2 separate regions of the Homo sapiens genome follow, and region 1 is linked to region 2. The links are chromatin loops, found by intact Hi-C in ENCODE. Cell type or tissue: heart right ventricle. All regions are shown on one strand. Each heading gives the region's core, and the rest is flanking DNA. Links, peaks and the distances in the headings are about the cores only.

The links. Hi-C counts contacts between places; a loop is a spot of excess contacts. Peaks named below come from ENCODE experiments on the same cell type or tissue, not always from the same donor. Only the 100,000 strongest peaks of a DNase experiment are listed, where the experiment ranks them.
Region 1: it touches region 2 in a loop (1.8-fold over the local background); 16 of 110 quality-filtered maps call a loop at or near these places.

Annotation. Positions count from the first base shown.
Region 1 is chr5:54,712,066-54,727,696 of GRCh38, forward strand. All of the region lies in intron 1 of LINC02998 (long intergenic non-protein coding RNA 2998), which reads right to left. The region is part of intron 2 of LOC105378969 (a long non-coding RNA gene); the gene reads left to right. Among named protein-coding and RNA genes, the nearest start is that of LINC02998, 24 kb to the right of the region's middle. In heart right ventricle, for the core only: a CTCF peak has its summit at 7,373; DNase peaks (open chromatin) are centred at 6,746, 7,509 and 8,046; H3K27ac peaks cover 2,962 bases.
Region 2 is chr5:54,640,265-54,655,895 of GRCh38, forward strand. It overlaps a transcript of SNX18 not described here. Among named protein-coding and RNA genes, the nearest start is that of LINC02998, 96 kb to the right of the region's middle. In heart right ventricle, for the core only: no CTCF peak of the experiment used is centred there; DNase peaks (open chromatin) are centred at 6,187 and 6,677; H3K4me3 peaks cover 780 bases; H3K27ac peaks cover 2,832 bases.

The DNA.
Region 1 (15,631 bases), core at 3,227-11,226, 72 kb after region 2:
GTGGGGCACTGCTGAAAAGATACCCCAAAATGTGGAAGCAACTTTGGAACTGGGTAACAGGCAGAGGTTGGAACAGTTTGGAGGGCTCAAAAGAAGACAGGAAAATGTGGGAAAGTTTGGAACTTCCTAGAGACTTGTTGATTGGCTTTGACCAAAATGCTGATAGCGATGTGGCCACAGGGTCCAGGCTGAGGTGATCTCTGATGGAAATGAGGCACTTGTTGGGAACTAGAGCAATGTTTTAGCAAAGAGACTGGCAGCATTTTGCCCCTGCCCTAGAGATTTGTGGAACTTTGAACTAGAGAAAGATGATTTAGAGTATCTGGCAGAAGAAATTTCTAAGCAGCAAAGCAATTCAAGAGGTGACTTGAGTGCTATTAAAGGCATTCAGTTTTATAAGGGAAGCAGAGCATAAAAGTTTGGAAAATATGCAGGCTGACAATATGATAGAAAAGAAATCCCATTTTCTGAGGAGAAATTCAAGCTGGCTGCAAAAGTTTTCATAAGTAACAAGGAGTCGAATGTTAAGTTGCAAGACAATGGGGAAAATGTATCCAGGGCATGTCAGAGGTCTTCATAGCAGCCCATTCCATCACAGACCCAGAGGCCTACGAGGAAAAGGTGGTTTCAGGGAATGGGCCCAGGGTCCCCGTGCTGTGTGCAGCCTAGGGACTTGGTGCTCTGCATCCCAGCTGCTCCAGCTGTGGCTGAAAGGGGCCAACATAGAACTCAGACTGTGGCTTCAGAGGGTGCAAACCTCAAGGTTTGGCAGCTTCCATGTGGTGTTGAGCCTGCCAGTGCACAGAAGTTAAGAATTGGGGTTTGGGAACCTCTGCCTAGATTTCAGAGGATATATGGAAATGCCTGGATGTCCAGGCAGAAGTTTGCTACAGGGGTAGGGCTCTCATGGAGAACCTCTGCTAGCATAGTATGGAAGGGAAATGTGGGGTCAGAGCCCCCACACAGAGTCCCTACTGGGGCACTGCCTAGTGAAGCTGTGAGAAGAGGGCCATTTTCCTTCAGACCCCAGAATGGTAGATCCACTGACAGCTTGCACCGTGCACCAGGAAAAGCCATAGACACTCAACACCAGCCCATGAAAGCAGCCTGGAGGGAGGTTGCATCCTACAAAGCCACAGGGGCAGAGCTGCCCAAGACCATGGGAACCCACCACTTGCATGAGCATGACCTGGATGTGAGTCATGGAGTCAAAGGAGATCATTTTGGAGCTTTAAGATTTGACTGCCCTGTTGGATTTTGGACTTGAATGGGGCCTGAAGCCCCTTTGTTTTGGCCAATTTATCCCATTTGGAATGGCTGTATTTGCCCAATGCCTGCATCCCCATTGTACCTAGGAAGTAACTACGTTGCTTTTGATTTTACTGGCTCCTATGTGGAAAGGACTTGCCTGTCTCAGATGAGACATTGAACTGTGGACTATTGAGTTAATGCTGAAATGAGTTAAGACTTTGGGGCACAGTTAGGAAGGCATGATTGGTTTTGAAATGTGAGGACATGAGATTTGGGAGGGTCAAAGGGCAGAATGATATGGTTTGCCTGTGTCCCCACCCAAATCTCATCTTGAATTGTAACTCCCACAGTTCCCACATGCCATGGGAGGAACCCAGTGGGAGGTGATTGAATTATGGGGGCAGATCTTTCCTGCACTGTTCTCATGCTAGTGAGTGAATGTTACGAGATCTGATGGTTTGCACAAGCTCTTCCTTTGCCTTCTGCCATTCATATAAGATGTGGTTTGCTCCTTCTTGCCTTCTGCTATGATTGTGAGGCCTCCCTAGCTATGTGGAACTGTGAGTCCAATTAAACCTCTTTCTTTTCTAAATTGCCCAGTCTCAGGTATGTCTTTATCGGCAGCATGAAAATGAACTGATACACCATTTTACAAATGATAAAACTGAGAAGTGCCATGTTCAAGGTCATACACCTAAGGGTTAGAGTTGCATTTTCAACCCAGGCTGTTTAGAACCAGATCCTGTGCTACATTAGGGCTGGGATGACTAAGAGCCAAGAACAAAATAAGGCAAAAGTCACCCCTTGGCAGAGGCCTCACGTATGTAAACTGCATTCCTGCTGAAGGCTTATCTCGACTATTTTTAAAGGCTTAGATAATGAAAAAGGAAGAAACATCCTTCTTTTGTTGTTGTGAAGTGGCTTAAATCATGTAGAAGCCCATTCATGTTGACAAGTATATAGGCTCTAGGAAAACCGATCAACTGTGGATTTGTTTGAAATTGACAAAAATTCCTGCCCCCAGCAAACTGGGGACAGAGGGCTATGTCCTTTATATCTTTCCTGACTCATCAATTTGATGAGGCCTTTGTTTTACAGCTGGGAAAAATATAAGGAAGAGCATTGTGGATGTGATTTTTTTCAAACCAGGATTCAACTAAAATTTATTTTATTAGTTCTCCTTCAATCTATAACCTTCATTATTATTATTGTTGTTGTTACTCTCCTGGCCAGCACATTCTTGTCACTAACAGTGCCTTGCTGTAATGATTCTCACTGGGGGTAGTCAGGGTTCTGAGGGGGTGGTGGCAGGAGAGCACTTGAACAAGAGCAATGACGACTGGGTCTACATGGGAGGCAGTCTGGACTTGGGGCACCCCAACAGAGGCACTACCAATCTAGGCTGTTCTCAGATGCTGGAAGAGGATTTAGACAAATATGAGGAAGACACTCCAAGATGAGATCCCTGATGAGGTACGGGGTCTGGGACAGGGGCCCTGCTTGCCCAGGTCAAGGGAAGTATAGGAGGTAGGGCAGGGATATGGAGAATAATCTCACAGTGGTGGGAAGGGTGAGTCGAATGTGTCTAGATAGCACATCTAAGGGGCTGCTCTCTCAAATGCCACCGGAACTCTAGGCATGCTCCTCCCATTCCCATTTTCACATCCTTCATTTATTCAGCAAGTATTTATTGAGCACTGAATGTGCACCAACCACTGTTCTAGGTATACTTCTAGCCAAAAATGCCTGCCCTCATAGAACTCACATTCTATTGGGGGAAACAGACAACAACATATGTAAGTAAAAAATATGTGTTATATAGTGAAAAGTGGTAAGGAGGAACAATGGCGTGTAGTGGAAGTGAAGGATAGGAAATACCAGGTGAAAGTGAGATGTTATAATTGTTGATAATGTGTTAGTTACCTCTTGCTGAATAACAAACTACCCCAAATATGAGCGGCTTAAAACAAGAAACATTTATGATCACAGTTTCCATGACTCAGAAATCCAGGCACAGTTTAGGTGTGCCCAGGGTCCTCTGGCTCAGGAAGTCACAGGCTGGGCCAGGGTCTCAGGTCTCACAAGGTTGTAATCAAGGTGCTGGCCAGGCTTGCAGTCATCTCAGGGTTTGAACAGGGGAGGATCCACCTCCAAGATCACTCACATGGTTGTTGGCAAGGAATCAATTTCTGGAAGTTTGTTGGACCGAGGTTCTCAGCTCTTTATCAGCTGGTTGGCAGAGCCCTCCCTCCTATCCTGGCCACATCAGCTTCTCTAGGGCAGTTCACAACATGGCAGCTGGCTTCACCAAAGAGAGCAAGTGAGAGAGGAAGGGAAGGCAAGCTGGAAATAAGCCAGACTCTTTGTTACCTAATCTTGGAAGTGACATGCCATCCCTCTTGCTATTTTCTTTTCCTTAGGAGTTGGTCACTAGGTCCCTCCCACACTCAAGGACAAGACTATAGAAGGACACAAAGACCAGGGGATGAGGATCTTTCAGGGCTATCTGAGAAACTCCTATTATAGAAGAAGCAGATTGGAGACCTTGCCAAGAAAGTGGTAGTTGAGTAAAGAAATGTAGGAAGGCAGGAAAAGAGCAATATCTGGAAGAAGAGCATTCCAAGCTCAGGGAACAGAACAGGCAGAGTTTTCCAGGCAGGAGCAAGGCATGTATAGTCTCTCTGTAAAAAGTAATCTACTGATGGTCTCCAGCAATTTGCCTGACTTTAACATATTTTGATCTGATATGCACTAATCAATAAGATCTCTTCATCCCATAAATATACACCATCTTCCATACATTAGGCTCTGTGCAAGGCTAAGAGTGTCAGCAACCCTGAGCTCAACTAATCAAAGGGAAGCTTTTCAGGCCTGTGCACTGGCCCTGCAGCTTTGATGAGTAGAGGATGGTCTGTAATATTTATTATCCTACAGCATTTCTCTTTAGACACAGAAATTGTCTAAGGAGTGACATCAGCAAGATGGTGGACTAGGAGGCTCTGACCCTCCTCCCCCACCAAATAAACAACAATTTGGCAATTATCCAGGGACTGAAAGAGCACTGGGAGAGCTCCGGAGTGAGGTTAAGAAGCTACAGCCACCCAGTGGAGCACAAAAACTGAGGACAGCCATATAGAAAAGTATAGAAAGCATTTTACCTGAGTAACTCCGCTCCCCTAGGGCCAGCTTATACACTGAAAATTATAATACATTGATGAAGAAATTAAAGAAGACACAGATAAATAGAAAGAAATCTTGTTTTCATGGATCAAAAGAATATTGTTAAAATATCCATACTACCCAAAGTGATCTACAGATTCAATGACATTTCTATTAAAATTCCAAAGGCATTCTTTATAGAAATAGAAAAAATATTCTAAAATTTATATGAAATCACAAAAACCTCTGAATAGTCCAAGCAATGTTGAGTAAGAAGAGCCAAGTTGGAAGCAACAGCTGTCTAGATTTCAAAATATATTACAAAGCTATAACAATCAAAACAGCATGACACTGGCATAAAACAGACATATAAGCCAATAGAACAGAATAGAGAGCCCAGAAATAAATACACTCATTAACTGATCTTTCACAAAGGTGCCAAGAAAACACAACGGGGAAAAGATTGTCTCTTCAACAAATGGTATTGGGAAAACTGGATATCCACATGCAGAAGAATGAAATTGGACCCTTATCTCACACTATATACAAAAATCAACTCAAAATAAAGACTTAAAAGTAAGATCTAAAATCAGAAAGACTACTAGAATAAAACATAGGGAAAAAGCTTTTTGATCTTTGTTTGGGCAATGATTTTTCTTGGATATAACCCCAAAAAGCACAGGCAACAAAAGCAAAAATAGAAAAATGGGATTCTATCAAACTAAAAAGCCTCTGTACAGCAAAGGAAACAATCAACAAAGTGAAAGGTAACCTACGAAGTGGGAGAAAATATTTGCAAACCACGTATCAGATGAGGGTTTAACATCCAAAATATATAAGGAATTCATAACAACTTAATGGCAAAATCAAACAACCCAATAAAAAATGGGCAAAGGACATAGACATTTATCAGAGAAGATATACAAACGGCTGATAGGTGTATAAAAAGGTGCTCAACATCACTAATAATCAGGAAAATGCAAATTAAAATCACAATATAATATTACCTCTCACCTGTTAGAACGGCTATTATCAAAAAGACAAAAGATAGCATGTGTTGGTGAGGATGTGGTGAAAAGGAAACCCTTGTACACTCTTGGTGGAAATGTAAATTGGTATAGCTATTACGGAAAACAGTATGGAGGTTCCCCAAAAAGTTAAAAATAAAACTACCATATGACTTAGCAGTCTCATTTCTGGGTATATATGCAAAGGAAATGAAATCAGTACCCTGAAGAGATATGAATACTCCAATGTGCAATGAAGCATTATTCACAATACCCAAGATATAGAAACAACCTAAATGTCTACAATAGATAAGTGATTTTTAAAAATGTGGTATATATGTATACATATACAAAACAGAATATCATTCAGCCTAAAAAAAGAAGGAGATCCTGCCGTTTGCAACAACATGGATGAATCTGAAGGATATGATACTAAGTAAAATAAGCCAAACACAGAAGGACAAATATTTCAGGATCTCACTTATATGTAGAATCTAAAATAGTCAAACTCATAGAAGTGGAGAGTAGAATGACGGTTACCAGGGGCTGGCGGGGAGGAAGAAATGTGGAGACATTGATCAAAGGGTATAAAGTTTCAGTTTTGCAAGATGAGTAAGTTCTGGACATCTAACATACGTCAATGTGACTATGGGTAAATTGTGTGAGGTGAAGATACGTTAGTTAGCTTGACTGTGGCTGTCATTTTACAATACATGTGTAAATCAAAACACCAAGTTGTATACCTTAAATGTGTACAAGTTTTAATTATACCTCAATAAATTCTGGCTATCATTCCACAATACATACATATATCAAAACACCAAATTGTACACCTTAAATGTGTTCAATTTTTTTATTGTACCTCAAAAAAGCTAAAAAAAGTCATGAATAAAAAGACTAGAAATTGCCTGGAAACAAAAATGCTTTCAATCTATCAGGGATTCTTAACTTGGGGTCTGTGGCTAGATCTCAGGTTCCAGGAAACTGGATGAGAAAAAAATTTATGTCTCTATTTTTACTAAGCTATAATGAAAATTTAGCCTGTCCCTCTGTCATGAATGTAGGTGTGATAGTTGGCTTCCCATGTGGCTCCAGGGACCCCCCTCCTGATGTTCACACACCCGTGCAGTCCCTCCCTTGGAGCCCCACATTGGTCCTGTGACATACGGCACAGGAGGAGTGATGGCTGTTACTTCCGAGATTAGGTTATGAAAGGGTGCAGCTTCTGACTGGGACTCTTGTTCTTTTTCTCCATCACTCACTCTAAGGGAAGCCAGCTGCCATGTCTTGACATGTGACAAGGAACTAAGGCATCCAGCCAAGAGCCAGTGAGAATGTGAGACCAGCCAACAGCCACATGAGTGAGCTTGGAAGTTGGAAGTCAATCTTCCCGCCTTCAGATGGCTGGAGTCCTGGCCAACAACTTGACTTCAACCTCATGGGAGACTCAGAGGAAAAACGCCCAGCTAAGCCCCTCCTAGATTCCCAACCCTTAGAAACTGAGTGTGATATTTGTTATTTTTGAGTTGCTAAGTTGTGTTATGCAGCAATAAATAACACCATAGGCAGCAAACACTGTAGTATTAGCAGTACCTGTGATTCTATCACTTTATCACTAAAATATTTTGTTTATTGATTTTAATATGACTGGTGTCCTTTATGTCCTTTATAATTCTATGTATGTATTTAAATTTTTGCATTTAAAAACATTCTTCTGAGAGGGGATCCATAGGCTTTACCAGACAGCCAAAGGGCACAAAAAAAGGTTAAGAACCCTGAATTTGCAAGTCATAGTTTCTTCCTGGTGATGTGCAGGGGGACAAAAAACACCTCCCAAAGGTGTAATTAAATTCTGCACAGACCACAGCGGCAGGATCTTCCAGGGGTTGGGGCCAGCTGTCCGCTGTGGGGACAGGGATGAGCTTGGTGGGCTGGGCAGGGCTGTCCTCCTCCACAGGAGGGAGGAGCAGCTTCTGCATCCAGCCTGGACTCCTCCAGCACCAGCAGTGCCTCCTGCCCACACTTTGCACCAAACATAGCTCTCCCTTCCCTTTTCATCCAGTGTCAGAATTGCTCTTTTAATTGGCTGACAACCCTGAAGCCGGGAGAATGCAGAGGAATGCAGTCAATGTGCTGACAGCCCGTGTGAGAGTCAGCACAGAGCACCCGCTGGGCTGAGCAGCAGGAGGTGGGCTCCTTCCCAGGGTAGTCCAGAGAAGGAGCTGAATGTGAAACTCCTGTTTGGCATTTCCTGGCCCAGGACAATGGAGATCATCACACCTCCCCTTGATCCTCAGGAATCTGGATGCTCACTGTCTAGAGGGGACTGGACCCCAGAGGCATCTCCCCAGCCCTTCATGGAAAAGTGACCGGCACCAGTACCTCCATTTCCAAGATAAGAGTTTGTGTCCCTGGTCCTAGAGGTTCCAGGCGGAGCTAGGAAAAAGTTAGAGAATGTTGGCCACCTCCAGTGTCAGTCTCAGCTTACAGATGTGGACACTGAGAGCAAGAAAAGTGAAGTGTCTTCTCAGGGTCACAAAATTCATTTGGCAAGAGTCAAATCAAAACCCTGGTGTCCTGACACACTGTGCCTGTCTTATTGACTGTTATATTTCTAAGCCCTGGCAGAGGGCCCAGCACATAGAATGTTGTTGAAGGCATGAGTAAGCACACCCAATCTGAGTGTTCTTTCTGTCCCATCAAACCTTTCTACACTTTCACACAAGGACATGGAAAAAACAGTGGGCCTGGGTGAATCTCTTCATTTTAATTTTCCTCTTTGTCAAAACGAATGGTAAGTTGTCTCCCCATCTCTACTTCCTCCTTTTTCCACTTCAAAATCTAAAAAATCACCCATATTTTGGCAAGCTGTTAGATTACAAGAGTGAATTTTGTTGTAAATTTGGTAATCCTAGGATCATTACTAGTTTAGCTGTAAAATGAAGAGGTACTCTAAGACTATTATAACAAGACAGGAAAGATAGTGCTGGGGACTCTCTGTGACCCATGATGAGACGGGAAGGATGAAGGAGGGACCCCCCACCTCCTCTGAGGCCAGAGCTGAGTCACAGGTATCTGAAGAATTTGTATCTCCCCTGCCTAGAGCAGCGCCATTCATGCATTACATATAGTAGGTGCTCAATAAAGATTAGTTGACTGCTGATTGACTGACAGAGTAGTGAAAGCACCCTGCGAGCTGACCCTAATGGTGGTCACCACAGCCTCCCATGTCTTCTCCCTGCAGATGAGATAGGCCACCAAGACGTGAAGTCCTAAGGGATCCAAGCCAGAGCCAGATCTCCAATGTGCCCTTCCAGGCTCTAGTAATGAGGATATGAGAAGCCCAGGGTGGCAGAATCCAGGTAGACCTCTGTATTGCACATGTGTGCATATACATGCCTTGCCAATGTGTACCTCTGTAATCAGCTAATAGGAACTGGTAGACATCTATAGAGGACAGCCAGCCAGAACAAAGCCGTGGCATCATGATCCCAAAGCTGAAGGAGTTTATCTTCACCATCTCCATTACTGGTCGTAAGTCTTAAGGAGCCACATGGCCACATTGTGGCTTTCAAAAGCAGTCCCTGGCCTTCAGTTTTTCAATGAAGTATACCTCATAACACACAGACACACACACACACACAAAACATATATATATAACACTTATGTATGAAAAGTATACTCTTTTATCTAGAAATATTCCCAGAAAAATCAAGGAAGAAAAACATCAAACATAAAAAAGTATATTCTATTTTAGTGTGTTTCCTTTTTTCCAGTCTCCTGAAAATCCTTGGATGCAGGCTAAGTTGATGAGTTCATGAGTTGGATACAGTATGTGTTTTGAATTTTTATAAAATCCTTGGAAGATTATACCGGATAAGGCAGTTTTTTTCTTCCTGTGACATATTTGAAATAGAAGGAAAAACAGGAGGCATATGCCCCTGAATAGTTTAAGGTAATGTGGTTTTAGCCATTCAGAGCAATAAATATTTATTGACATCCTACTATATATAAGACATTGAGCAAGTGCCTTACAGAGTCAGAAATGAACATGATACATCCCCGTAGATAAGGATTTGTGCCTCTGGGTACCTATAATCTACTATATACACAACAAATGAAGTGTATACACAAATGATAGAAAATGCATGCAGAAAGTGCTAGATGCAGTAAAAGACTCCAAATAACATATTCTGGAATGACAAAGAGCAATTTTAGGAGAATGAAGGGATTAAAGGGTGAATGAGAGGTGAGACTGAGGAGACATAAGTACAGGAATTTAGAGTTAAGAAGGTGAGGACAATATTGAAGTGAATGGCAGGGCCAAAGAAAAAATTCTCTCCAAAGGGGAAGTATGGAACCCATTTCTACCATCCAATCATGTGCTCTCTCTCTCTCTTTCTCCCTCTAGGTTGCAGAATCAAATGTACAAAGCTAAAGGTTAGCATGCCAAAGACCATTTTTTTATTCTCAGAGACCTGAGAAAGGAAGGTTAAAGGGTCCTATGACCAAATTATTTTTCACCTTAAAATCTCTGTCTTTACTTTCCCTAAGTGGTTTTCCATGTCCCTGTCTCCTTAGCAATAATGACCAACGTCAAGATGAAATAAGATGAGAGAAAGTATCTGAGTGCTGTGTTTTGTCTTTCAACCAGGCACCTAAATATATCCACAAATCAATTCTACTCAAAAGGGCGGCTGCCTGGAAGGCACTGGCGTAGGCCTTGATCTCTCAACCCCCTTCTTTCAAATGGCTCTCTGACCTTTTAGAGTTTGCATTTTTTTCTTGGCCAATTTTCTTCAGTAATATTCTTCCTGTTTTCTTTCTAGCCATGATGTTTTATCTAGCCTACCTCTAAATATTATTTCCTCTCTAGCCACACATTAGCTTATTTTAACTACTTATTCTTTCCTGACTATCACCTTTCTACAAACTTCCCACGTCTCTTTGGCACTTTTCCAGCCATTTTCCATCTTACCTCGTATTTTGTGCAGAGTTCATACAAATGTATATATATTATACATATAACTCATTCCCATGGGCAAGCTTCACAGGAAGCATCTTACAAGGCACCATTCATCACATCCCACACTATACCCTGGCCCCAAAAGCTTGTTTAAAGCTCTTCCTCTGATAGCAGATTCTATGTAAGGCAGGCAGAGCAGCATGCTGAGAAGGGACTCTAACTCCCCCTTTCCCTCTCATTTGTCAAGTGAGATCATGTATATGAAAAGGCTTTGAAATTCATTTTATATTATATTATATTATATTTATTTTGAGACAGGGTCTCACTCTGTTGCCCAGGAGCACAGTGGCATGATCATGGCCCAGTGCAGCCTCAAGCTCCCAGGCTCAAGCAATTCTCCTGCCTCAGCCACTCAAGCAGCTGGGATTACAGGCACATTCCACCATGCTCAGCTATTTTTTTTGTCTTTTGTTTGTGTTTGTTTTTGTTTTTGTAGAGACGGGGTTTCGCCGTGTCTCCCAGGCTGGTCTAGAACCCCTGGGCTCAGGCGATCCCCTTGCTTCAGCCTCCCAAAGTGCTTAAATTACAGGCATGAGTCACTGTGCCCAGCGCAGTTTTGAAAATTTTAAAGCATGTCCCTGCTGTTATTACAGTTTGTTTTCTTGCACATTAAACAAGAATTTATTGAGAAACGTCTGTGTGTCAGGCATTAGAGGTAAAATGTGAACAAGATAGTGTGGTCTAAGATGCAAAAGGAAAGGAAGGAAGGAAGGAAGGAAGGAAGGAAGGAAGGGAGGGAAAAAAAATTGCACAGTTCCTGGCTTCATAATTCTTACAGTCTACAGCAGAACATGGGTGTTAATCAAATGTTATATGATTAGGTATAAAATGACCACTGGGCTCATTTTATACCTAGTGCTATGAAGAAAAGTTTTATCATACCATGTAGTAAGGAGTAGGCACTTGATCCAGTCTTAGGAGGAGTCAGGGGTCACCCTGATGTATCTGAGAACTGGAGGATGATTGGGAGCAAATTCTGCCCAGGCAGACTGTGAAAAAGCACCCCAGGCCCAGTGCATGGCCTTTGCAAAGGTCCAAAGGTGGGAAGGAGCAGGGCTAGTTTCTCCAGGACCTGGAAGAAGGCCAATGTGATAGGATGAAGCCAATATGAGTGAGGGATGTGGTCCATGATGGGCTGGAGAAAAGATAGTTGGGCTTTCTAGACAAAGTCAAATTTCATGGGGAATACTAAGGGGTTTTAGCTATAATTCAGGTAACTATGGGAAGACAGCAACTTTGAATACAGTGGCAACAGATTGTGTTGGAGGGAAGAGCAAGGAATAGTCGACCTAAAGAGTCCATGGGAGAAGTATAGGTGAGAAGGATGATCATGATTTAAGCTTATGTGGTGACACCAAAGTTGGAAAAAGTTAAGAGTGTCAAGCAATACTTAAGAGGTAAAATTCTCATAATTTGGTAACAGAATAGAAGTAGAAGATGAGGAAGAAAGCTCCGCAGAAAATTGCTACTGGCTTTTCCACTTGAGAGATTAGATGTACATGGAGGCATTCACTTGGCTCTTTGCCCGTGGAGTAGCAAGTGCAGCCATTCTGAAAGAGTGTCCCTCCAGCACAGGGGTGTTGCTGAGCAATGCCATATCACAGGGGCTGAGACATTCATGGATGGTATCTCCAAAAGACACTACTGGATAGGGTCCCTGAACTTCAGAGAAGAGGAAGGCTCCATTCAACTACAGATCAGCAGCCTGTCATTCAAGAGCCCTCCTGAAACACAAGGTTGTGACTGATGGTCTGGTCCAGTCACTCCACAGGCACCATGCAGTGTCCACTCACTACAGTCCTTTCCTCAGTCCACCAGCCCTGGACCCACTAGAGCCACAGAAGGATCCCAAGACCGGCTCTCACGCTGAGCACCCAACAAACTTCCTGCCCCTTCTCATTCCTCAGAATGCTGATACCTCTTTCGCTATGCCCTAAAGCACAAATGCCTCATTCTAAATGCTTTCCAGGACAAGAGACCTGGATTGCCTTTCTGCTGAAGAAAACACAAAATGGCCTGTTTACAGGTTGTTGCTGTGGGTGCAATGGATCTGAGTACAAACCTGGAAGCTTCTTTTCTTTCTGGCCTTCTAAACTCTAAAATGTTAACCCCTACCTTCTTTTTGGACAATAAAATATGATTTCCTTCAAGAGAGCTCTCACCTACAAAAACAATAGATCTGTTTATAACCCCACCTTTGTGGCAAGAGATGGAAGAAGAATGTCTCGAGTCACTGTCTAAATGCTACTGAAAGATCTTCCATGCCTCACTTCCACAGTTCGAAACAAAAGCCATCAGTTTTTAATCTTCAACAAGCCATTCCACTACAGTCAGTGAAGCTTACATTTGTGGAACATTACAGATGTCCTACAAAATCCTGTCTCCCCCTTGACCAGCTTAACTCCCCCAACTTCCCTTGTAGTTATGTGTGTCCATAAAACCCTCTCACTGTTGGCTGACTGTAAGGTGGATGCTCAAGGTGACTTTGAGATCCACATGTTGAATATGACAGAGCAACCCTCAGCCTGGGTCCCTGAATGAAGGAGAGGATAGCTGCTCCTCCTACCAGAAGACCCTCCATGACTCTTTCATGAGAAAGAATAGCTCTTTTCTTTAAGCCACTAAACTTCTGAAGTCTGATAGCTACTAGCAGCACCTTTTTAGTCATGTATGATGCTCATTGGACATTTCTAGACCATAATCTTGATAGATTTGGTAGATGGCTCTCCTATCATCCTCTTGTGCTTGCTTTAACTATAATACTTAGACAAGTAAACGGATCATTTTAATGACCTGAGATGGCTCTCCTATTAAACCATGAGCTTCTTGAAGGCAAAGACTACACTACGCCTCATCCTTCATTCAGTCTACAGTTCCTAGCCTAGTGCTTGGCATACATGAAGCTTTCAACAGATAAATTTTTATTATCTCATATTGCTTAGGAAATATTGTGTGATGGGCTTGCAAAATTTACTCACATAACAATTCAGATGTGCAGAGAAGATATACCTCTGGGCCTAATCTTTCTCATGATGCTTCCCTTGCTTGTTTGTTGGGATATACCAAAGAGGATGACTCAATGCCGAATCCAGGTAAACCTTTCTCTACTGCTACAATGTAAATAACCTCTGAGTAATACCTGTACTGTTGGAATAATTGCTGTTATTAATATTAACTTTTCTTTCTCCTACGTAGTGTCTAGGATATGAAAGGAAAAACACTGGAGTAAAAGAGTCTCAAGCCCACCTGATGTCCTCCCAATCCTAGGTGGCCTTGCCTGTAGGGAGTCTGCTTTGCAGTGGGCAGCTGCTGAATTCTTTCTCAGTTGAGTCAGGATCCTGTGGCTACTTTCTGTTAACTTTGCAGGGCAGACTTCTCTGAGTCTTTGTTATGTCCTTCCAGAGCCCCAGACCAAATTGTTCTTCCCCAGCCTTTATTATGTGATTATCTCACTCCAACCATGATGGCCCTAAGGATGACCCCCTGGCTCTCTCTTGGTGTTTATGCCATACAGAAATCAGGAGAGACTCAGGAGTGTAATCCAGATCCTCTGTCTAGCCTGCTGCTCTCTTAGCTGAGCTGTGCCTTGTTGGCATGATGTCCATTGCACAGATGCCTCTTGCAGATTTCTAGCAGGAAGTAAAATTAAAGCTCATCAAAGGGAATTCAGGACTCACATGTCTGACAGCCTTCTTTACCTACCTCTGTCTCCCTTCTTTTCATTGTCTCCTGGAGATAAAAGGGATAGACTTTTCCTGCTTCCTGCACATGAAATCCTCCTTCTATTCAGGGAACACACCTCATGGCCTGGCCATCATGGCAGAACATTTACCTGATCCAAAAGCTTATTCCTTGTTATAGAGAAATGTGGTCCAGGTGTGATTCTTGGTATGTTAAATGAGAGATAAAGAATTTCGGAAATCCTTTCTTTGTCATGAATCTCTTTCAAATATTTTTAGAAAACTCTTGTTTTCAATGTCAGATGCTAACAAATCTGAAAATGTTGATGAAACTCAAGGGAACAAATCTCGTAAGAGCTATGGTTGCTGCTGGGCATGGTGGCTCACACCTGTAATCCAGCACTTTGAGAGACCAAGGCAGGCAGACTGCTTGAGCTCAAGAGTTTGAGACCAGCCTAGGCAACATGGTGAAACCCCGTCTCTACCAAAAATACAAAAAAAGTAGCTGGGCATGATGGTGCACATCTGTGGTCCCAGCTACTCGGGAGGCTGAGGTGGGAGGATCCTTTGAGCCTGGGAGGCGGAGGCTGCAGTGAGGTGAGATCATGCCACTGCATTCCAGCCTGGGTGAAAGAGTGAAACTCCGTTTCAAAAAAAGATATAATTGCAAGTCGTGTAAATGCTTTCTGCAATCCTTTTATAATAAGCCCTCCCAAATAATCAAATAAGTCTCCGGGATACAGATATACCTTCAGTTGACTAGAAAGTCACACACTAGAAAATAATATTCCAACTCCATTTGGGACTTAGAACATCCTAAACCACTGGCTTGTAAAAACAGAATGAATAGCGTATGAGAGGACCATAATCTCATCTACTATTGAGGTTTTTATCAGCTCAGATATTGGAGTAAGTTACTGTTGCTTAATTGCTCACTCTTTCTCTTAAACTATACAGAATACAATTCCGTTTACAAAGAAACCCTATCAGCTCTGACTTCTTCCCAAGTTTGGACAGAGGATATCTTGGAAATGAATGTAGAACAAGACAAACAAGAAGTAGCTAGTTAGTTGCAGTGATTTCCCAAATTATCTAGGAGTTCATTAAACTAAAGATGCCTGAATAATCACAAGACTTGTTTATCTCTTCTTTCAAAAAGGTTAAGTCAAACATTCAGGTCAGATAATCTAAAGTAGGCATCTTATAGAAAGATAGGAAGACTAAAGCCTTACAAAGATATTAGTGTCTATTAATCATTCCGATATTACAACAAAATAGCTTTTTTTTAAAGAAATTGTTGTGAAATCTTCACAGTAACCCAAGGAAATACTCACCATTATTATTATTATTTTTATAGATGAAGAAACTGAGGATTGGAGAGATTAAGTGGCTTAATAAGGCACAGTTAGGAAGCAAGTAGTAAATAGAGTCAGGACTTGAGCCCAAGTCTTCTAACTCTCAGGTCTCTTTTCATTTCACTAAACAGACCATCAGTCTTTGTGTCGAAA
Region 2 (15,631 bases), core at 3,247-11,246:
GTGCGGTAGCTCTATCTCGGCTCACTGCAACCTCCATCTCCCAGGCTCAAGCGACTTTCCTGCTTTATCCTCCCAAGTAGCTGGGACTACAGGTATGTGCCACCACACCTGGCTAATTTTTGTACTTTCTTTTTTTTAAAAAAAAGATGGGGTTTTGCCATGTTGCCCAGGCTAGCCTTAAACTCCAGACTCAAGCAATCCACCCACCTCTGCCTCCTAAATTGCTGGGATTACAAGGCATCAGCCACTGTGCCCGCCAGAGTAGGGTCTCATCTTACGCTCTGGCCTACAAGACGAAATAGTAATTCCCAGCAAGAGATCATCTGGATAGATTAAAAAGGGATTCATAAAATCGTGCACCCTTTACAACCTCTCTTTGACCATCATAATGAGTAAAAGAGCTTGTGGGGGCAACTCAAAAGAGGGTTCTCCTAGGGCTCTTCAATAGAAGGGGATGGGGTAATCAAGACTTGGGAATCTATCCATATCAGGTTGATAAAAAAAAAATCAGGAGGCTGGGTGTGGTGGCTCACACCTGTAATCCCAGCACTTTGGGAGGCCGAGGTGGGAGAATCACTTGAGATCAGGAGCTCAAGACCGGCCTGGTCAACATGGTTAAACCCCATCTCTACTAAAAATACAAAAATTAGCTGAGTGTGGTGGCACATGCCTGTAGTCCCAGATACTCAGGAAGCTAACATAGGAGAACTGCTTGAATGTGGGAGGTGGAGATTGAAGTGAGCCGAGATTGTGCCACTGTACTCCAGCCTGCACGACAAAGCAAGAATCTGTCTCATAAAAAGAAAAAAAAAATCAGGAAGGAGTATACAGAAGTTCTGAGAGCTTGACATGGTCCCGTAACTCTGTTTCTTTTCTTGAGACTCACCCAGGGGTTCGATACCACCTTGTTCTTCACCAGAGTCAGGCCAGAACAATGCAAGACAATCCTTTCACAGGTGTGACCTGTGCACCACCCACTGCTGCTTCAGTATTGTTGTCATATCCTGATAAATTTTTACATAGATGTTGTATTATTACATATTATATGTGTATGTGTGTGATATTCCCCAAATTCAGTGGATACAAGAGACCAGCAGCTTTCAAAAATGCATTTAAAAGAGGTCTTTTTTTTAAACTGACAGAATTATGTCTGGAATCTCAGCACATAAAATAAACAGGAGCTCTCTGGTTGAAGTTGGCGTGGGATGGGGCTGGAGCCATTCTGCCAGGAGTGGTGGAGGGAAGGCTGGGGATCTTCCTACAAACCTAGCCACCCACAGAGAAGAACACCTTTAGGGCACTGCACTCAGGGTTTTGAGCGTGCACTACAGAGAGTGCACCACAAAGGTTTTCAAAGAGCTTTGAGTATCTACTATTTCTCACAGCACAACAAAAATTTTTATCCCTTGAGAAGAATTATTCTGTAAGTGACAGGGAAACTATAGAGTCACATTGAGGAGGACGCTTTGCTATACCTCATTTTCCTGCAGGCTCCTTAGCCCCTTGTAAAATCATGGGTGCTGAATGTGTGTATGTATGCGTGTGCGGGTGGGAGGTGCAACGCGGCAGCATTGCCTATCACCTCCCACCAAGAGCAGCCATGCCCCAGTTCCTTGCTGAGTCAAAAATATTCTCTTCCATACTTCTTTCAAAACGATTGGTGGCTACTTGCCTTAGATCTACTTAACTAAAGAGCTATTCAAGGACTTCTTGAAAAATCAGACAGTGATTTTATAATAAAAGGCTGACAGTGTCTCTGGGACTGAGAGACGGACCTGAGTACTAAGATTAGAAATGGAGGAGGCTGATGAAGTATATGTATTCGTTGATGCTACAGCAGCAGCACAGCGGATCATTCCCCAACTATCAGGAACCATGAAAGGTCTGAGAGAAGGAGGCTGGGAACTTTTTTGTCCTTGGTCGGGTCACAATGCTCCTGTAAATCTTTAACAAAACATAATTAGTTGTTTATATACTTCCTCTTTAATCCCAGAGTTCGATTTACAAAATATTTGATTGCTGTTTTTGTATATTATCTCAGTGCTCTAAAATTACCCTAGCAAACGTGCAGGAATGGGTGTAGGCCCCTTAAATAAAAATGGAATTAGTTATGTTGGGTTTTTTTTTTTTGCTGTTTCACTGCTACAATTCCCCACTGTCAAAGGCTCATTCCACAATTTTGTGGGATTAGGGACAATGGGATGTCATCTCTCAGCTGGCTACTTCTTGCCAAACAGGGTCAACGTGGGGCAACTGTGGAATGAAACTTTTTGACCTGGCAGTGAGCTGATGTTCAGGCCCTTGTTCCTTCCAGGTCTTTAGGAGGACCTATTTCTTAGTTGAAAAGGATGCAGGTCCATATCCATGGGAAAAATGATTCTGCTGGAAGCAAACTTATAAACAAAAGTTAGTATAATATCTAGCGTCTTAACATATTTGGCAATTGTTAAATCTCTTAGAGCATCGGTTGGTTCTCACACCAGGGCAGAAACCTGGAATGGCCTACCATATCAGCAAGAAAATCAATACATTTGCTCCCTACTGTCAATTGTATCCAGGGCTCCTGTGGGTATATGATAGATCAGCTCAACATACATATTTAATGGGTTACAGAAGTAGCTATAAATATTTATGAAGGTGGTCTTGACACATGTGTACTGAACAAACATGCATGTAACACACGTTTATCTTGGGGTGGAGACTTAACCTTTGCCGGGCATGGCCTTAGGTCCTGTTTATGATTTGGTATCTTATAGCCACAGGCTGTGCTGCCAGTCTCATGATCTCTATTTTAACATTAATGCTGTTGTTGTGTCTAAACTATAAAGGGAGGGGGGATAACAAGGCATTCCCAACCTCGTTTCTCGTGGCTCACTTTCAAGCAGTGGGCAGCTGAATATGGGCTCAGTTACACCAACATGTTCAGGTAGGAGGACTTCTTTTTTTAATACTTGAATTCTACATACTCTCACATAATGGTCATTATATTTTTAGTATCCAGTTATTGCTTTTTGCCATAATGTATTTTCTCAGATAAAAATTTAGTCACATCTTAAAATAAACTTGCATTTTACTAATCAAAACTGCATCTATAGGACTTGAAAAATAGTAATAAATAGATGTGAAAAACACATTCAATTTATAGCAATACTTAGCACACAAATAGATTCATGGATTACCCTCCTCCCCCCAAAAATCTGATGGTTGAACCCATCTAAATAAATCATATTACCTTTTTTAAAAAACGACTTTTGGTTAGTTTATATAAATTATTTTCCATGAATGTAGTTCTAGTAATAATGAATGAATGCACTGTTTATTGACTATTTGCAAATTGTTTTTGTTATCTCAGATTGAAATTTTGGAGGTATCAATTCCTTGAGATGGGAGGAGAACGGAAGGAAAACAAACAACTACCTTTTCCTTTCCTGTTGTTGCTGATGTGCACTTTCCCTGTCTTCCACGTCATGACTCAGGAAATGAGGGGGTGCATCTCAGAGGGCACCCTGCCTGTGTTCTCTGTCATTGCCTGTGAGCCACCGACTGATACCATCATTTTAATCACTCAAGAAGCCTTCCTTTCAGGAATGTATATTGCTTCTTGGCCCCTGCCTTCTCCCTGGAAATCCTGGGCAAAGAGCCAGGGAAAAAACGTGAGTGCTCAGGCCGAAATCAGTGGGCTGGAATTGTTTCTTCACTTTGGGTGACTCCACTGTTACTCAAGGAATGAACTGATTGGCACCAAGCAAGAAGAACAGCACATCTCTTTGGACTCATTCCCTTATTTATAAGCCATAACCTTAGGGACAATAAGCTAGAGACCCTGCCAGCATCCTTGAGCCAGGATCTCATCTGTTGTCACAGTAGCCATGTTTCCCTGGCATCCGAGAGCCCAAGGATGCAAATAAGGCCTGGGCCAAACTAAGCTCTGACAATTAATGTTATTCCAAAGAGGCAGCAGCGAGGGTAGGAAGTTCTGGTCCCCTCATCTTACTTCAAGTTTCACAGCCAAGAGTGATGATAGCTTTAGTCAGTAAGTACAGTCAAGGAGCCTATGAGACAGAACTTGTCACAAAGACAGCTGATGTTTCGCATGGACCTTAACAGAGTAACTGGTGTCTCTTCAGGAATGGGGCACAATCCAGAGGTTACTAACCACGGGTGAGTAACAGGTGATCCACAACAATCTCATCTGACTCATAGTAGAGATTGCTGGCATCTACCCAGCATTCATTCCCCCTCTTCCTAAGAGAAACTCAATTCGTTGTAATCAGCAACATATTCCCAACAGGAAAATCACATTTCAAGCCTTCCTTTAGATAGGTGACTACATTTTGGCCAGTGAGATAGGAGTGAAAGTTGTCAGATGGGCTCCTCCTGACAACTCCTTTAGAAGGGGCTGACCCAGCTGTCAGCCATTTGCCCTGGTGTGTCCTCCTCTCTACTGACTACAATATAGGTGTGATGGCTAGAGTAGCAGCTGCTATCTTGGGACAAGGGGAGACCTTGGGGTAAACAGAACCTAGGATAGTAAAGCAGAAAGATAGAAGAGCCTGGGCTGATGATGATGTGGCAGAACTGCCAAACAAGCTCTGGACTGCTAATCTCTGGACTTAACTTTCAGGAAACAAAATTAAACTCTATCTGGCTCAAGCCACTCTTACTTTATGGACCAAGAGCATTGGCAGCACTTGGGAGCTTGTTAGAAAGGCAGCTTCTCAGGCCCCTTCCCAGGCCAAATGAGTGACGATCGGCTTTGTAGCAAGATCCACAGGTGATTTGCATGCACAGTAAAGTTTGGGAAGCACTGCTCCAGATGTAGTTAGTTTCTCTGTTTATGAAATTATTAACTGATATATCCTGGGAAATAATGAATTCTATTTGCCGGTACTAAAACATGGTAAGAATGATATAACCATAGGATAAAACAACTAAAATGCCCTGAGTTATTTGGATACAAAGAAAGAAAGCATTCATGTCAATTAGGTAATTGATGTTCCAGCCACTATACCTGGCACCAGAGAAGTAAAGATATCCCTGCTCTAGACTCCATGGTCTAACAAGGGAGACATATAGATACTGTGTATTGTGTTGCATTGCATTATAAGAACCGTTTGGATGCAATAAGAGCTATGCCCAGGTGTTCCGGGAAAACAGATGAGGGGTCTAAGCCTTCCCTCCTGGGCTAGGGAGTAAGTTAGAGAAAACTTCTTGGAAGAGATGTCACCTGAGTAGTTAAGAATTATCTTGCTTCTTCCCCCAGTTTCAGGGATCAGAGGCCATCCTTTGTGGGCTTAAGTCAGCCTGCTGGCCTCCCCAGCTGCTCCTTAAATTCTAAGAGTTGGCATAAAAGACACAGGTTACAACACGAATGTCTTCATCCTACACGATCTTTACTTTCTCTGTTCACAATGTGGGCTCCTTGGCTCCATTTTACATATACAGGAAATTTGGACACCGAATAGAGAGTGAATTTCAAAGGATTCAGAGAAGGCAAACCCATATGAGTGTTTAGAGTTCATTGATCACTAGTATCTTCTTAATTTTGTGAACACCGGGTTCTGAATTCCTTCATTGACTAGCTATTTCTCTTCATGTCTTCTACAAACATTCTGAAGTTGGAAATCCTTTTTATTGGTGTTTAGAATAAGTCAATGTTTTTCCTCTCTTTATATTTCTACTTGATATTCCTCAGTTTTCTGTATTATTAAAAATGAAATCACATTTTTGGATACTTGTGGTTTGGCCGGCTGGTTGGGAAACTTTTCTGGCATTCATTATTGCTTTTTTCTTTCCATTTAAAGAACATTTACTGGATTTGGTACTTGGCGAAAGAAACTGACAAATTAAGAAATGAGAGAGAGAATAAATGCACTGTGCATGCTGAAACCCCAAGAAGACTTTTTTTCTCCTACTTTTTATGGACCTGAGGTGTTGGAAATGGAAACATTGTTTCAAACAAAATCCAGATTTTTATCTCTCTCCCCAAGAGATATGGCTTTAATCTTTTTTCTTTTCTTCTGCTGCTTTTCTGAAACACTCTGCTAGGGGCTGATTTCCTCTTCTTTGAAACAGACCAAAATATCCCTGTGGGTGAAAAACATGCCGGAAGTGAAACAGAAAGACTCAGCTTGCCCCGTGTTCGTGGTCTGTCAACTTCTCTAGCCAGTGCCTGGATCCACAGCTCACTGCTGCCGGTTGCCCTGCGTTAGCCGCATTGCGGGGGAGACAGGAGAGGCTTGAAGGCTTTTTATATTCTACTCTCTTCTGAAGAATTCACAAGTTAGCAAGCACTCAACCACTACTAACCAGAAGGTATTGCCAACCATAACAAACTACACCCATCAACAAGGCCTCCCTCATATTGCAATCCCAGCAGAAAATGATGCAGGAAAAGCACTCCCCAAATCTTGGTTGCCTGCCACCCAAGTTCTTATGCCAAGATATGTGTTTAGCCAGTTCTAAGATGCTGCCACCTTTTCATGTGTCCAACACTAGGCTTTCTACCATAGTTCCCTCCACCCAGAATGTGTTACTTGGCTCCTACAAATGCAAGAGGAAGTGCCCTTCCCTGAACAGAAATCAAAACACAGGGTGAAACCACGACTTGTTTTCAACAGGCCTCCTGTTGTGAGCCCTCCCAGCTGTGCTGCCTTTCTCCAAGAGAGCTGGGACTGGCGGCTCGAAGCGGTATAAATGGCCTGTGCCTCTTCCTGAGGCTGCCTGTAACAAGTGTCTCAAGAGCAATTCGTCATCGGCTGGAGATTACCAACTTGGCTCACTGAACCAGATCGTGCTTTGTCACATGTGAAATTCTGATGTTCTAATACATGGCTTGTTTGCAAACTACGCCTTAAATAAATATATTCAGGATATTTAACAATATAGTGTTCTGAATTAGACCATCATTTACATCTGTATTTATTCAATAATCATTTACTAAGTGCCAAATACATGCCGAGTACTATGCCGAGTGCAACAGTTAAAACGCAGGAAAAAGATCGTATTGCCCTTACTGGGCTATAAATTCAAATCTCTGTCTCATCTCATCAAGCAATCTTTCCGCCTTGGCCTCCCAAAGTGCTGGAATTATAGGCATGAACCACCACACCTGACCCAGGAGAGTTTTCTTTAACGAGTGATGCTTGATCTCAGTTTTGAAAAGTATAGAGGTGTTCACCTAGAGGAGAGGAAAGAACAGAGCATTCTGGAAAGAGGACTGTGGAGCAAAGGCAAAGAGATATTACATAGCCTGGCATGGTTTGGGAACTATAAGCAGTTGAAGTTGGTAGTGAATGGGGCATGAGAGGAAGGGGAGGTAGGCAGAGGCATGATCGTAGAGAACCCTGTATTCCAATCCAAGAATCAAAGTCATCATCCTGAAGGCTGTGGGGGCAATATTGAGGAGATTCCCAGAAAATGAGTGATATTTACTTGTCTTCATGACAGCAAATTGAACAGCAGGGGTTGAAAACAGGGGAAGGCTAAGTAGCAGATCATTGCAATAGACCAGAAAAATGAAGGCTTGAAACTTCAACGGGCAACAGGGATGAAGAGTTGAGAACAGATTTGAGAGAAGTGAAAGGAGTAGGATCTGCAGAACTTGGAGACTGACCGGATTCTGGAAGATTAAGGAGATGGAGATGTCAAGGGTGAATGGTTCCCAGTTTATTATTTAGGAACCCGAAGGAATGCTGGTGTGTGCGGAATTGGTGGGTTCTTGGTCTCACTGACTTCAAAAATGAAACCACGGACCCTCGCGAAGAGTATTACAGTTTTTTTAAAAAAAAAAAAAAAAAGACGGAGTCTCGCTCTTTAGACCAGGCCGGACTGCAGTGGCCCTATCTCGGCTCACTGCAAGCTCCGCCTCCTGGGTTCATGCCATTCTCCTGCCTCAGCCTCCCAAGTAGCTGAGATTACAGGCCCCCGCCACCGTGCCCAGCTAATTTTTTGTATTTTTAGTAGAGACAGGGTTTTACCGTGTTAGCCAGGATGGTCTCGATATCCTGACCTCGTGATCCACCCGCCTTGGCCTCCCAAAGTGCTGGGATTACATGTTACAGTTCTTAAAGGCGTCGTGTCCAGAGTTTGTTCCTTCTGATATTCGGATGTGTTCAGAGTTTCTTCCTTCTGGTGGATTCCTGGTCTCGCAAGCTCAGGAGTGAAGCTGCAGACCTTCCCGGTGAGTGTTACAGCTCTTAAGTCGGAGAGTCTGGAGTTGTTCATTCCTCCGGGTGGGTTCATGGTCTCGCTGGCTTCAGGAGTGAAGCTGCAGACCTTCCCTGTGAGTGTTACAGCTCATAAGGGGAATGTGGACCCAAAGAGTGAGCACCAGCAAAATTTATTGCAGAGCGAAAGAACAAAGCTTCCACAGTATGGAAGGTGACGGGTTGTCACTGCTGGCTCGGGCAGCCTGCGTTTGGTCTCTTATCTGGCCCCACCCACATCCTGCTGATTGGTCCACTTTACAGAGAGCTGATTGGTCTGTTTTACAGAGAGCCGATTGGTCCGTTTTGACAGGGTGCTGATTGGTTCATTTACAATCCCTGAGCCAGACACAAAAGTGAGTGCTGATTGGTGCATTTACAAACCTTGAGCTAGATAGAGTGCTGATTGGTGTATTCACAATCCCTTAGCTAGACATAAAGATTCTCCAAGTTCCCGCTAGACTCGGGAGCCCAGCTGGCTTCACCCAGCGGGTCATGCACCAGGCAGCAGATGGAGCTGCCTGCCAGTCCAGTGCCGTGGGCCCGCATTTCTCAGCCCTTGGGCGGCGGATGGGACCGGCCGCTGTGGAGCAGGGGGCGGTGCTCCTCGGGGAGGCTTGGGCCATGCAGGAGCCCACAGCGGGGGGTGGGGGAGGCTCAGGCATGGCAGGCTGCAGGTCCTGAGCCCTGCCCTGCTGGGAGGCAGCTAAGGCCCCGCGAGAAATCGAGCGCAGCACCCGTGGGCCAGCACTGCTGGGGGACCCGGCGCACCTTCCGCAGCTGCTCGCCGGGTGCTAAGCCCCTCAGTGCCCGGGACCAGCAGGCCGGCCGCCCGCTCAGAGTGTGGGGGGCCCGCCAAGCCCACGCCCACCCGGAACTCTGGCCCGCAAGGCTGCGCGCAACCCCGGTTCCCGCCCGTGCCTCTTCCTCCACACCTCCCTGCAGGCTGAGGGAGCCGGCTCCGGCCTCAGCAGTCCCAGGGAAGGTTTCCCACGGTGCAGCGGGGGGCTGAAGGGCTCCTCAAGCATGGCCAGAATGGGCGCCCAGGCCGAGGAGGCATCGAGAGCAAGCGAGGGCTGCCAGCACGCTGTCACCTCTCACTGGTGCCTCTCATTTGAAAGGGATGTAGGAAGAAGAGCTTAATGGGGTACTCTCAGAAAAAGAATGCCGGGTTCTCTCTTATTAATGGCTTCCATCTGTTGATGGCACTGCTCTATCAGCTGTGAGGAGTGTGGCAGGCAAAGTGCAGGGGAGCTTATCAGTCCCAGCTTCACATCGTAGGTGGCTAAAGAGTTTTCACTCAGATCAAACCCAGAACTGGAGCAGCCTGCTTTAACACCACAGAGAAAAATGTCCTTCCAAAGCTATGGCTCCACTGGCTCTGACCCCATCGGGGTCACACTTCATCACACTGAAGAACCCAGTGTGTGCCATTGATTCTAGGGGGAAGATGGTGCTGGGACTTGGCCTAACATCCCAATCAAAAGAAAGCCACTGAAGCATATTCTTTGACACAGGCTAATACGATTGGTGTGTCATGCAAAACGAAAAGTCCACAGTCTGTAGCACCGATAAAGACACTACTCTTTGGCTGCAAAGTATGCATACACTCACATAGCAAAAAAGTAGCCTGGACTAAAGCTCTTCTTACTGTTTGCTATTTTATAGGGGTGTGTGTGTGTGTGTGTGTGTGTGTGTATATATATACACACACACACATATATGTATATATAAATGGTTTATATGATATATAAATTGGTATATACATATATGAATATACAGAATATCATACAGTCATCCCAATATCCTTGGGGGATTGATTTCAGGACTCCTATGGATACCAAAATCTGAGGATGCTCAAGTCTCTCTGGTATAAAATGGTGTAGTATTTGCATATAATTTACACACATTCTCCTATATACTTTTATCGTCTCTAGATTACTTATAATACCTAATAAAATATAAATGATTTGTAGCTAGTTGTTATACTGTATTGTTTTTATTTGCATTATTTGTATTGTATTTTTAATTGTTTTGTATATTTTTCTGAATATTTTTGATCCATAGTTGGTTGAATCCACAGATGTGAAACTTGCAGATATGAAAGAGCTGGCTGTATATGTCTAAGTATATGTATATATCTAAGTGTATGTATACATAAAGTGGTTTTTGTAAGAGATGTGTATATATATATCGTAAATGTATGCTATATACTTATCTTTTCAGTTCACAACTTAATGGGAGCATATATTTTTGAAATTTTTATTATGGAGAATTTCAAATATGTATGAAAGTAGAAGGGATAATGTAATGTATCCGTCACCCAGTTCTAATCATTAGTAAGTCATAGTTAATCTTGTTTCCTCTGACAATGCCCCCACCAATATCTCCTCTTGCCTCCTGGATTATTTTAAAGCAAATATATTGGAAGTGTATGTATGTGTACCTGTATATTAGAAATACTTTTTAATTGGGAACAGTTTTAGATTTAAAGAATTATTTTAAAAATAGTACATAAAATTTCTCTCTACTGCACTCTATTTCCCCTATTAATAACATTTTACAATAGGATGGTACATTTGTAATAATTAGTGAACCAATATTGACACATTATTGTTAACAAAAGTCTATGCTTTCTTCAGATGTCCTCAGTTTTTCCCTAATGTCTTGTTTGCGTTGCATGAGCCTGTTGGAGGGATATTTTATTCTGCCTTTACAAGTCCTTGTGGTCTTGGGTTACATGCTCCACTTCATCTATTTGTGAGTTTTTCAGGTCTAGGAAGCCTGTATGATATTTCAAACCCTTTCCTCCCCTCGCCTTCCTATCTTTATCTCCCATGCTCCAACTTAGTTGGGAAAGGATACCACAGCACACATGTCCCCATTAGGAGCACTGATACCTCTATCACCCTTTGGAGCACTGTGGTCACTTGCTGGATTCCCTTTAAACTGCCATTTTGGAATTCATGCCAAGACACCACTGAATGTAATTTGGGACAGCCTATGAAGCAGAGAATTCAGAAAAAGCCCATGTACCTTTGAAAATACATTTGGGAGGACCACCACATTAACCAAATGAAATAGAACCAACAGTTCCCAGGCTGTTTGGGTTAATTTCTACTTTAGCTGTTCACAGTGTGGGGATTGGGGGGCAGTGATTTAGAGGCTCCACGGAGACCCTAGGAGGTGCTGCTTCTTGGGGTCCAGTCAGTTTGCCCTTCAACACCAAGCAGCCCCCTGGGAGGAAGCCCTGTGCTCTCTGCTGATGGCACAAGAAGTCAGTTCTCTCTGGAGGTGCTTTACTTAAACCAGTGCTGTTTATGGTGCCAGGTTTCTGATGCAATGCCTGCCTCCAGCCAGCCTGTCGAACAAATCGAAGTGTGATGGGTGGCTGGCTTGGGGCCAGAGTGGCGTCACTGCCCATTAATAGAAGTTGATGGAGCTCAGAAAAATGCTTTCAGTCTGGCAACGATCCGACTCCTTCTACACTTTGTCTACCTTGAGGAAAATATATGGAAAAATCAATTTAGGGATGCTTATTTTTACCAGTTTGTGTTAATTTAAGCACCAATTTGCCTAGTTACTGTTAGATTTTTAAAAAATGTTTTGTGACACATCTTGTTTTTTCCTGATTTATATAGTCTTTTATAGGTTCTGTTTCCTTCCAAAAAAAGATCTGAGGTGACTTATTACAAAGGACATTTATTATTAGCATGGAAGTTTTCTCTGCTTTTTCTTGATAATGTTCTGCTTATGTAACTACAGTTGATGAATTAGAGCTTATTTATCTAGGTATTAATATTTCACTTTATTCCATAAAGGAGGGGTCCCCAACCCCCAGGCCATGGACCATTGAGGATCCATGGCCTGCTAGGAACCCGGCTGCACAGCAGGAGGTGAGTGGTGGGTGAGTGAGCATTACTGGCTGAGCTCTGCCTCCTGTCTGGTCAGTGGCATTAGATTCTCATGGGACCGTGAACCCTATTGTGAACTGCACATGTGAGGGATCCGGGTTGCATGCTCCTTATAAGAATCTAATGCCTGATGATCTGTTACTATCTCTTATCACCCCCAGATGGGACCATCTAGTTATAGGAAAATAAGCTCAGGGCTCCCACTGATTCTACATTATGGTGAATAAGTAATAATGATAGAAATAAAGTGTACAGTAAGTGTAACATGCTTGAATCATCCAAAACCTCCCCCCACATTTGTAGCAAAATTGTCTTCCACAAAACCAGTCCCTGGTGCCAAAAAGGTTGCGGACTGCTGCCATAAATGGTATGCACAAAATATACAGATACTTATGCCATACAACAAGGTAAGACAAATTACAAATGTGTGAGAAAGGAAAAAGGAAACCCAAGTTAGTAACATAAAATATAGCTGTAAAATAGGACTTCACAGAAATTCATACCATGAAGTCCTATATACTTGCTCCAAATGGGTTGCACATCAGCAAATGGGGCTCAGAAAAGCCAGTAATAAAGGAAAAACACGATCATTTGGGCAAACTATAGTTCCAATCATCTAAAAAGAAGCCACACAACTCTTTCTGATACTCACATCAAGAAGAACTTAAAGAAGACACTATGTAATAAACATCTTTAACAATATTCTTATTGGAGACTGTTATGGGCTAACTTGTGTTCCCCCCATCCCACCCCTTGTCCTAAATTTATATGTTAAAGTCTCAACCCCCAGTGTCTCAAAATGTAATTATATTTAAAGATAAGGTCTTTAAAGAGGCAACTAAGTTAAGGTGAGATCATTAGGGTAGAACCTAATTCAACATGACTGGTGTCCGTAGGATATAGACAGGCACAGAGACAAAACCATGTGAAGACAAGAAGACACCAAGGAGAGAAGACTCAGAAGAAATCACCTCTGCTGATACCTTCTTTTTGGACTTCTCACCTCCAGAACTGTGAGGAAATAAATTCTGTTGTGTAAGCCACCTACTTTGTGGTACTTTGTGATGGTAGCCCTAGCAAACTAATACAGAGATACAGTAATATGTTTCCTAAGGGCTATCTCTAGTACCATCCCTCTTTTCAGGCTGAAGACAGCACCCTAATTTACCCAGATTCCTCCTTCCCTACTTCCCAAGCCTGCCCCCACATCCCACTGAAATTCACATGACCATTGTAGGAACTATGTGACCTTGCCATGCTGGCCACAGCTAATTGGCCTGGAGGCAAAGAACCTGACCCCAGCTGGCCCAATCAGTCTTTTCCTGGGATTTTTCCACCTGGAACCGAGAGTGCTTGACATTAGTCCTCTCTGGCAGCAGAAGTCATAGGATGTAAGCCTCATAAGCAGTCAGTGGCCATATATTATCCCAAGCAGGGAAGATGAATCTGTGAGAAGGATGAAGCCAGACAAAGACAGTCTTAGCTTCATTCCAATCTCTAGTTCATTCTTTAATTTAACATTATTTATTGAAGGCTTAGTATGTTCCAGGTACTGGTTCAGTCACTCCTGAAGTCCGTTGCATCCCTGCTTTCCTTGCAACATAGTTGTTCCTACCCTTTCATTGATTCCACCACCAATAAAGCCCGCTTTTTGCCTAAGTCAAATGGGGTTGGATTTCTGTTGCTTATAACCAAAGTATACACCACAATCCCCTACATCCTCCTTTCCCCTCTAGTTACTCTGGATTGCTGGCAGCTTCTTGAACAATTTCTGTTGTCACAGGGTAACAAGAGTCAGGTCAAGGGGTAACTATGCTTCCTTTTTTCAGTCTTCTCCATATAAAAATAAACAATGTTCAAATATTAATTATGCTGGTTTCTTTGTTCTGCTTGTAAAAGCTCATCTTTTACCCCCAGATACCTGAGCTGATCCAGACACTCCTCACTCTCCTACACTTGAGGGGATGGTCACAGAGGCTTTTTCTTACAACTATGTGATTATTTCAAAATGTAGGAAGTAGCTAACCACTTTTATAACCTCTCCTAGTGCAGAAATGACTGGTGGTGATGAAATTCAATCATGAACTCACATTGTATGTATTAATGACATTTCTTCCATGTAGTAAACTCCTCTCATTTCTTTAATTTTACTGTTAAGTATCAAGCTGGTACATTATTTGTCCACTTCATATGAAATTTATCTTTTAAGAAAGAGGCACAGAGATTTTTGTGTAGCTTACTTGTATTCTCATTTTGTGGATTTTATATTTTTCCCAGAACAGAGATCAAAAAACTATTAACTGACTTTCAGCCTTAACTAGGAAATGGGCACCCAATCAAAGATTTTTTTTTGAAACATTTCTTCATAGTAGGTACCCATTACATATTGTTGAATAGATGTGTTCTTATTCTGATAAATAACACTGAGTGGAAGACCTAGTACTGTTTTTATTCAGAAATGTCTGTATTATTTCTACTACTGGGTGGAAACACAGAGTTGTTAGCAACTTGAGTTTGCATACCAGAACCGCTATTTAGTAGGTGGTAGGCCTCTGCCAAGTAGGTCACTGGACTGCAGAGCCTCAGTTTTTCTCACCTATAAAATGGGAATTAAAATACCTATTTTGCAGAGTAGTTAGATGATTAAGTCAAATGATGTAGGTAAATGACTGTCATGAGTGCCTGCCATAGTGTGAGTGTTTCAGTTAGTTTTAGGTGTCAACTTGACAGAATTAAGGAATACCTAGAGAGCCAGTGAAGGATTACTTCTGGGAAGGTTCATGAGAATGCTTTCAGAGGAGACTGGTTTGTGTGTTTGTGGACTGAGTCGGGGATATCTGCCCTCAATGTGGGTGAGCACCATCCTATTGGCTGGGGACTTGATAGAACAAAAAAGGCAGGGAAAAGGTGATTGTTTTCTCTCTCTTTCCTGTAACTGGGCCACTCTTATTCTCCTGACCTTGGACATCAAAAACTCCAGCCTTTCTTGCTTTTAAACTCCAGAGCTTACACCAGAGGCCCCCACCTCCGGGTCTCAGGCCCTCAGGCCCTCAATCTTGGACTGATAATTATACCATCAGCTTTCTTAATTCTGTAAAAGCTTTCAGACTTTGGCTGAGCCATGCTACCAGCATCCCAGGGTTTCCAGCTTACAGACAGCATGTCATGAGACTTCTCAGCCTCTATAATCATATAAGCCAATTCTAATAAATCCCCTCTCATGTCTACCTATCTATCTATCTATCTATCTATCTATCTGTCTATATTTTATTGGTTCTGTCTCTCTGGAGACTGCTACTATAATGGACATTCAAGAAATTGTATTATTGTCCAATTCACTGTATAATTGCTTGCCTGTAATTTTCAATTGCCTTATATGTTACTGTCTATCCTTTCTTTTATAATTTTCTTTTTATCATTTGATACATATGATTGTGCTTTGGGTGACACAAGACCGCTACCCAGACATTTTTTTTTTTAACTTTAGCATGCCTTTCAGCCAAAGATCAG